2 separate regions of the Homo sapiens genome follow, and region 2 is linked to region 1. Evidence: read pairs that join two places in POLR2A ChIA-PET (ENCODE). Cell type or tissue: Caco-2. All regions are shown on one strand. Links, peaks and the distances in the headings refer to the core of each region. The heading gives the core; the rest is flanking DNA. Region 1 has its middle 37 kb from the start of UACA. Region 2 holds the start of SALRNA3 (senescence associated long non-coding RNA 3).

Region 1 (4,395 bases), core at 167-4,166:
TAATTTAGTCTGGGGAGCAGATAAGAATTGTCGTATCCCAGGACATCTTTGCATTTCATTTTGCTGTCAGTCTCTCATGAACATGGTTCTTGTAGGTCTGTTCCCAAGAGTCCAATCAGCTCTGGATGCACTAACGGCACTGAGTTTCTGGACCTACGAGGCTGATGACACCATGGAGCCATGGTAAACGCACTCTTACACTGCCCCAGGTAACCTGCTAGTCGACCAAATAGTCCCAAATTGTGAGCCTCTTCAGTATATAATTGTGTTCTCCAGTGACATAAATAATGCCTGGTTGCATCTACTCAAGGTGTTCTGCCTTCACTATCACTGTTTCTGGAAAATGTGACCTAACTCATTGGAAAAATTCCTTACCAGTTGTCTTGGCCCAACTAACATTCAACTTTAATAATTCTGCTTTTTTGGCCGGGCGTGGTGACTCATGCCTGTAATCCCAGCACTTTAGGAGGCTCAGGCGGGCGGATCACCTGAGATCAGGAGTTTGAGACCAGCCTGGCCAACGTGGTGAAACCCCATCTCTACTGAAAATACAAAAATGAGCCAGTCATGGTGGCAGGTGCCTGTAATCCCAGCTACTTAGGAGGCTGAGGCAGGACAATCTCTTGAACCTGGGAGGCAGAGGTTGCAGTGAGCTGAGAATGCGCTATTGCACTCCAGCCTGGGCAACAAGAGCGAAACTCCATCTCAAAAAAAAAAATAGTTCTGCTTTTTAAATTCATTGACCTGTGATTGATAATATGGAACAAGAATGGCAAATATTTAGCATATATATTGTCTCCACTCCTGCCCATGTTCTTTGCACACACCACTAATGAATTTGGCTTTCTATTCCATTTGTTTTGTTTGTTTATTGTTGTTGTTGTTTTTGAGATGGAGCCTCACTCTGTCACCCAGGCTGGAGTGCAGTGGCATGATCGCGGCTCACTGCAACCTCCGCCTCCCAGGTTCAAGTGATTCTCCTGCCTCAGCCTCCTGAGTAGCTGGGACTACAGGTGTGCACCACCATGCCCAGCTAATTTTTGTATTTTTAGTAGAGACGGGGTTTCACCATGTTCGCCAGGCTGGTCTCAAACTCCTGACCTCAGGTGATCAACCCACCTTGGCCTCCCGAAATGCTAGGATTACAGGAGTGAGCCATTGCACCCAGCTGCCTTTCTTTTCCATTAATTTAGCTGTCAAATTCTTCTTATGGCAGTCATCCAAAAAGACACTACCAAAGTCGATAGATGAGCTATAACAATATTTACCATTTCTGACTTAAAGGTTTCTATTAATTTTCTAAAAAGAAGTGGCATCCCAGTGATCTATTACTCCATAACACACAAAAATTCAGTGGCTTAAGACTACAATTTTACTTGTTCATGATTCTAAAGGTTAGCAATTTGGGCTGAGCTCAGCTGGGCAATTCTGCTGACTTTGTCTGGCTACAATCATTTGGTGGTTTGATGAGGACTGGACGCTCTAACATGGCCTCATTCACATGACTCGCCGTTAGAGCTGGCTGTTGACTGGGCCAGGTATCTGCAGCAGGCTCACTTAGACTTCTTCACATGATATTTATGTTTCAGTGTATAAGTGCATTTCAAGTCCCTGCTTATAATGTGCTTGTTGGCCGGGAGCGGTGGCTCATGCCTGTAATCCCAGCACTTTGGGAGGCCGAGGCGGGCGGATCACCTGAGGTCGGGAGTTCGAGACCAACCTGACCAGCACGGAGAAACCCCATCTCTACTAAAAATACAAAATTAGCCGGGCGTGGTGGCACATGCCTGTAACCCCAGCTACTAGGGAGGCTGAGGCAGGAGAATCGCTTGAACCTGGGAGGCAGAGGTTGCAGTGAGCCGAGATCGTGCCATCGCAATCCAGCCTGGGCAGCAAGAGTGAAACTCTGTCTCAAAAAAAAAAAAAAAATGTGTTTGCTAAGGTCCAATTGGCCAAAGCAAGTTATGTGCTGGAGCCCAGAGTCAGTGTGAAAGGGACTCCATAAGCACATGGATTGAGAGAGGCATGATTTGCTGGGAGCCATTATGGTCAGATACACCCCAGACAGGATGGTACTTTGTTTATCAGAAACTTCCTGAGTGCTTACTATACTGTGCTTGGCACTGAGTATAAAAAGACAAAGCAATTGGGAAGAACTTTGAAGAATGGAAAAGCTCTAACTTGTTGGAAAGGGGGAAGAAGAACACAGCAAATGCCCTAGTGGAATCACTGTGGGTGAAATAATCCTCGTGTTTATGTATGTGTGTGTGCCAGAAAAAAGGGGAGTGCTGAATTATTTAGATAATTTCTTCTATTCGCCATTTTATGCAGATTTGTTCGGTCTAGGTTGAATGAGGAACTCTATTGCTTTCCATTGGGATAAGTGTTCCTTAAAGCTTTTCTTCAGACTCTTAAAATATTGAAAACAATTGCATAAGTGTATCCTTCATGACCACAAAGAGCTACTTGAGATTATTTTTTTCCCCTAGAAACTTGGCCAACTCTGAGACTGAGGCCCAGGCTTGCTAACTCTGATATTTCCTCCCTCTCTGCATTCCTGCCACCCACAGCTGCTCCAGTCCAGAATGAAAGTTCAGAGGCCAAATACTTACAATCCAAACAGCCTCTCCAGCAGTGATGGCAAAGAGACAGCTTCACTTAGGAAAACAAACAATCATGCCTTCCATTTATATAGCTCTTTAGCTATTTTTTTTTCAAGAAATATTCACATCCTTTCTCTCATCAGATTATTCCCAAAACTGAGGTGGGCAGGGCATGTTTTAACTGACGGGGAAACTGAGGCCCAGACAGGCGAGTTGACTTCTTCAATGGGGACAAGGCTGAAGATAGAGCTCTGGCTTCCTGATTCCACGCCTTGGTTTGCCCTGTAGACCACACTGCCACGAACACAGATGCATGCTAGCTCCAGTTCTAGGAAGCCTGCTTTCAAAACCCTTCTGGAGGCCAGGAGCAGTGGCTCATGCCTGTATTCCCAGTACATTGGGAGGCCGAGGCAGGTGAATCATGTGAGGTCAGGAGCTCGAGACCAGCCTGGCCAACATGGCGAAACCCCATATCTAATAAAAACACAAAAATTAGCCGGGCATGGTGGCAGGCGCCCGTAATCCCACCTACTCGGGAGGCTGAGGCAGGGAGAACTGCTTGAACCTGGGAGGCGGAGGTTGCAGTGAGCCAAGATCGTGCCACTGCACTCCAGCCTTGTGACAGAGCAAGACTCTGTTTCAAAACAAGCAAACAAACAAATCCTTCTGGAGTTTTCTGCTCCCCACCTTAGAGTTCCTCTAATAACTACCCCACACTTCTTTTACTTTCCACTCACATCAAAAGAATGAGGAGAACACATCAAACCCTGCCCTCGGTGCTAGCTTCTAAACATTTTCCTTCCAGAAAATAATGGATTGTGTTTGAAGTCCCAACTTCCAGCCCATAGTGGTCCAGCTAGTTTCTCCTGCTGGAAAACAGAGGCTCAAAGCCACTTTCACTGTGAGTTCTCACCTTACCTACTCAAAATAAAACAGGATAAAAGTTAAAATTAACATCCAGAGAAGGCTTGGGGAGGATAAGCCACCAACCAAGGGTAAAACACAGTTTGAGAAAATGCAGTGTCCAGGTGAGAGGAGACACCTCACCTCCATGCTGCTAGACGGTTTTGAGTGAGACGCACACCTTTTACAGTGCTGGTCATCTTCTGCTCAAGCTCATGTTCCCTAAGAGGGATGATTTTCTGTATCCCCGCCCTGGAGCACAGGAACCTATTGGAAAGCTGAGATCTGCAAATTTATTGATTCTCATAAACTAGGTCAGGAAGAGCGAGAAATGGCAGTAATGGCACCTCCTCCCCATGTTCCTTGCTCGTGGCAGACGTGGCAATCTTTCTGGTTGAGAATGGAAGTGGCCTTAGAGTGCTTTTCAGTATGACCGTGGAGGCAGCTACCACCACTTGATTAGGCTGGCATGCTGGATGAAATCTATCTGCCAACTCTCTAGTTCCTGGTGGCCAAAGGCCTTGCAGAAAGTGAGTAGAAGTGGGGGAATTCTCCAGGTATACATGAGGTGGACATTCCTAGCTCCCGGAGGCCCCTATGTTCTAGGCTTTAAAAGCAAGGGAGCATGTTCACCTATAAACAAGAGCTTGCTGCTATAGGAGAGGCTTTGGAAACTGAAGGGCTTTGACAATAGTGAAAGCCAGAGGTTGACTTGCTAACTCTCCAAGGCATTCAGATGCGATCAGTTACTGGGCAGCCCATCTACAAGATTCAGAAAGTGTAAAAGACTGTCAAAAGTCATGAAGCAATGCTCTGAACCACGTTACTAGAAAATTATTAAATGAATGAGGAAAAGAGCAAAGTAGTGAGAACAGGACGGGATGGTAGC
Region 2 (4,395 bases), core at 310-4,309, 190 kb after region 1:
GCTACATGTACAGAGAAGATTGATGCTAGCAACAAAGCACCCAGGGACTTCTGGAGGGCTGATGATGTCCTGTTTCTTGCCCTGGATGGTGACTACATGGATGCTCATGATGTAACTGCACATTTTTGTTTGTGAACTTGATGTATATAATATTAAAAAATAAAACTGTAAAAAAGCAACTGGGATGTGTCTCTTCTCCATTCCATCTTCTACTGTGAAGCAACTAGGGCATTCTGTGCTGATTCCTTCTGCAGAGGAGATGATTGCGAAAATGTAAAGAAAAAACAACATCCCCCCACACCCCAACTTTTTACATTTCAAAACTTAAGCCCATCAGGTAATGGAAAAACCACACGACCACTATACTGTATTGACAAATGTCAATAGTGGACTTAGATTAAAGGAAAATCCAGACACAGACATTCCGTGGCTAAATCAAACAGTGTTTACTTATCTAAAGTAAACAGAAGGGGCCATGCAGTCAGGACACAGGCTGGAGAGAAGAGCAATGTTATTTGAGACAGGTAGAGGTGCACACGTGATTGGCTCATGCTTGTGCATGACAGTGTCCATGTGGGGCTCACATCAGACCTTTAGAAGCTTGACTGCTCCATTTGTGCCAGCTGCATGTGCTGAGGGTGAGTGTAGCTCTATTTACTAAAACTGGTGCTGTTGTCATTACCTACTTAATCTAGGAAGATACTTCCAGCTTTAAAACTGGTGCAGTCCTGCAGGCAGTTAGTGTAATTATATGTTGGGGACCACCTCACATAAGCCAGATGCCCCTCATCAATCTCAGGGTCTCATTACATGGAATATGAGAACATATTTCATACAGTCCACATTCCATTCTATTCAATCCACTGAAGCACAAAGACAATCCTCTTTTATCATCCTTTGCCTCCCCATGCCCAAACAGCCCAGTCTCCATGTATGGCTAAACCCAGTGCTGTGGGCTAGAACCAAGCTTAGCTTCCCAGGTGTCTCTAGGAATCATGCTAATAGGCTCTTAGATCAGGAAGATGATATATTACAAAAGTACTTGCAACAGAGACTAATTATTTGGAAGAAAACATCATGGGTGATATGGTTTGGCTGTGTCCCCACCCAAGTCTCATCTTGAATTGTAGCTCTCATAATCCCCACATGTTGTGGGAGGGACCTGGTGGGAGGTAATTGAATCACGGGGGCAGTTACCCCCATGCTGTTCTCATAACAGTGAGTGAGTTCTCATGAGATCTGATGGTTTTACGAGGGGCTTTTCCCCTTTTGCTCAGCACTTCTCTCTCCTGCTGCCATGTGAAGGATATGTTTGCTTCCCCTTCTGCTGTAATTGTAAGTTTCCTGAGGCCTTCCCAGTTATGCAGAACTGTGAGTCAATTAAACCTCTTTCCTCTATAAATTACCCAGTCTCAGGTATTTCTTCATAGCAGTGTGAGAATGGACTAACAAGATGAGTAAAGAGCAAGATAGGTTGTCATCCAACCCTCCAGATTAGAATGTTCCCTCCCTGGGCTGTGGTTAGATGGAGAGAGTAGGGAGGCATGGTGTTATAAAGCTACTGTCTCCAGCTCCTAATAACTCTTCTGTGCTCAGCTCTGCAATGGTGAGGCTGTGACTTTGCAACCCAATTTCCTTGTTGCCAGCTGCTGCCTGTTAGGTCCTGATAATAGGGGATGCTAAAAGGAGACCAGACAACAGGAAGATGGAGAAGAGATGTTCCTTCCCCATGCTTGCTGTTCCTGTCACCGTTATCCCAGCAGTGGAGTTGGTTCCAGTTTCCTTCGTTTTGCTAAGTTCCCACGATCAGCCCATCTCACCCCATCAGTTACCAGCAGCATCCAGGTAGCACCCTCTCCTAAGAAGACCAAGTCCTAACTTAGACCTTCCCTCTGAGCTCTTGTGTTGCAGCCGCATTTAGCTCATGCCCCCTCCTGAGAGATCTAGGTCCCAGCTCTGTGAACCCCCTCCTCGAGTTTCTTGAGGTACCGATACCAGCAGGCCGTTACCCTTTTCTGAGAAGTCTTTGTCCTAGTTTTGTGAGGGCGTCCTCCAGGATTCTGGGTTCTCATAGCCCCAGCCCTTTCCCTCTGTTCCTCTAGTCCTAGGAGTGGTGGCTGTTTCCTGCAGTTACTACGTTTGCATGATAACAGGTGTTCCTTTTCTTCCTTTCAGTCCTTTGCTATCCATCCAGCCAATTCCCTATATTAAATCCCCTTGTTGACTGCTAACAGGTATGAGTTTTTTTGTAGGGGGTGAGGGTTGATGAAACTGTTTTGGAATTAGATAGTGGTGATGGCTTCACAACATTCTGAATATACTAAAACTCCCTTACATGGGTGAATTTCAGGGTATGTGAATTACGTCTGTAAAAATATAAATCTTCTGTGTTGGAATGCCTGACTGGATCCTGGTTGATATAGCATTCATCAAGGAGAGTGTGATGGTTAATTTTGTGTCAACTTGGCTGGGCCACAGTGTGCTCAGATACTTGGTCAAAGATTATCTTGAGTGTCTCTGTGAGGGTGTGTTGGATGAAATTCACATTTAAATTGACGGACTTTGAATAAAGCAGATTGCCCTCCATAGTGTTGGTGGGCCTTATTCCCAGCAGTTGAAGGCCTGAATAGAACAAAAATTCCCGTTTCCCCTGAGCAAGAGAAGATTCTCCAGCAGACTGCCTCTAGACTTGAACTGAAACATCAGCTCTCCTGGATCTCCAGCCCTCCCTGCTGATTGTGGACTTCTCAGCCTCCATAATTGTGTGAATGTGAGCCAGTTCTTTATAAGAAATCTCTTGGCCAGGCACGGTGGCTCACACTTGTAATCTCAGCACTTTGGGAGGCTGAGGTGGGTGGATCATGAGGTCAGGAGATTGAGACCATCCTGGCCAACATAGTGAAACCCTGTCTCTACTAAAAATACAAAAATTAGCTGGGTGTGGTGGTGCACACCTGTAATCCCAGCTACTCAGGAGGCTGAGGCAGGAGAATCACTTGAACCCAGGAGGCAGAGATTGCAGTGAGCCGAGATGGCGCCACTGCACTCCAGCCTGGTGACAGAGTGAGATTCCATCTCAAAAAAAGAAGAAATCATCTATCTATCTTTCTATTATCTATCTAGCTATCTATCTGTCTATCTATCTATCTATCTATCTATCTATCTATCTATCTATCTATCTATCTATCTGTCTATCTCCTATTGAGTCTGTTTCTCTGGAGAACCATGACTAATACAGACAGGTAGCTGTTGTTGGGTCCCAGGGAGAAGAGAATGAGCCCTGGTGAGGCCCTGACAGATTTGCGGGATCTGAGAATACGGGCACCTATGTCTGTGTTTCCTGGTAGGGCTTCAAGGGGTGGCAAGATCGTAGAGAACTGATGGCTTCAGTTGTATGGAGCATCTAGGCAGATGAGATCTCACAGCATTTCTCAATTCTTATGTCACAAGAACAGAATGATTGCCAGGAGCTTGAGAGTGGAACAGAAGTAGCAGAGAGACTTTTAAGGACCACTGACTGAGGACTAGATGGGACAATGGACAAGTTAGTGACACGCTTCGATGATATTGAGGACTTAAAAGATCACCCCTCCCATTGGAGCCTTGGTTCTCTGCAAGTCCTTTGTAAATTTCACCCCAGAGAAAGTAGGAAGAGTCCCTAAATTAACTGAAATGGTGTTTCTGCTACTCCAGCAGACTAGGGGCTCCTAAAAGAAATTCAATTCAGTTTTGGGATATGAAAAAAATTGTTCTTTCTTACATATCTGAACTTGTGAATTGAGATTCACAGCCACTTTAAAGTCTTGTTTTTATTTTTATTTTTTTATTTTTATTTTTATTTTTTGAGGCAGAGTTTTGCTCTTGTTGCCCAGGCTGGAGTGGAATGGCGCAATCTCGGCTCACTGCAACCTCCACCTCCTGGGTTCCAGTGATTCTCTTGCCTCTGCCTCCCGAGTAGCTGAGATTACAGGCATGCACCACCACGCCCGGCTAATTTTGTATTTTTAGTAGAGATGGGATTTCTCCATGTTGGTCAGGCTGGTCTTGAACTCCCAACCTCAGGTGATCCGCCCACCTTGGCCTCCCAAAGTGCTGTGATTACAGATGTGAGCCACTGTGCCTTGCAAGTACTTGCTTTTATTTACTTTCAGGAGAAACTTGGGGATTTTTGTGGTATGGCATGAAATGGATTTTCCGGAATAGAATCATCACGTGTAACTCTGCCACATAGAATTTAGGAGTCTGTGAGGCAGAAAGGTCAGGGCCAGCAGGGCAGCTGTGTATCTAGGTTATTACAATGGCTGGCCATGGGCAGAATGCCTGAAGATGTTAAAACAACCTAGAATTTATACAGATGAATAAAAGTTTCCCAATAGCTATTAAGTTTAAAAAATA

Evidence for each region. Peaks named below come from ENCODE experiments on the same cell type or tissue, not always from the same donor. Only the 100,000 strongest peaks of a DNase experiment are listed, where the experiment ranks them.
Region 2: POLR2A ChIA-PET joins it to region 1 with 7 read pairs; 1 of 35 experiments calls an interaction of 5 or more read pairs at or near these places.

The regions. Positions count from the first base shown.
Region 1 is chr15:70,798,387-70,802,781 of GRCh38, reverse strand. No RefSeq gene overlaps it. Among named protein-coding and RNA genes, the nearest start is that of UACA, 37 kb to the right of the region's middle. In Caco-2, for the core only: no CTCF peak of the experiment used is centred there; a DNase peak (open chromatin) is centred at 2,581.
Region 2 is chr15:70,613,346-70,617,740 of GRCh38, reverse strand. It overlaps SALRNA3 (senescence associated long non-coding RNA 3), which reads right to left and starts at 2,194. Exons shown (of 1, transcript NR_126481.1): 1 at 1,174-2,194. RefSeq lists a cis regulatory region at 444-455 and an enhancer at 377-521. In Caco-2, for the core only: no CTCF peak of the experiment used is centred there; a DNase peak (open chromatin) is centred at 520.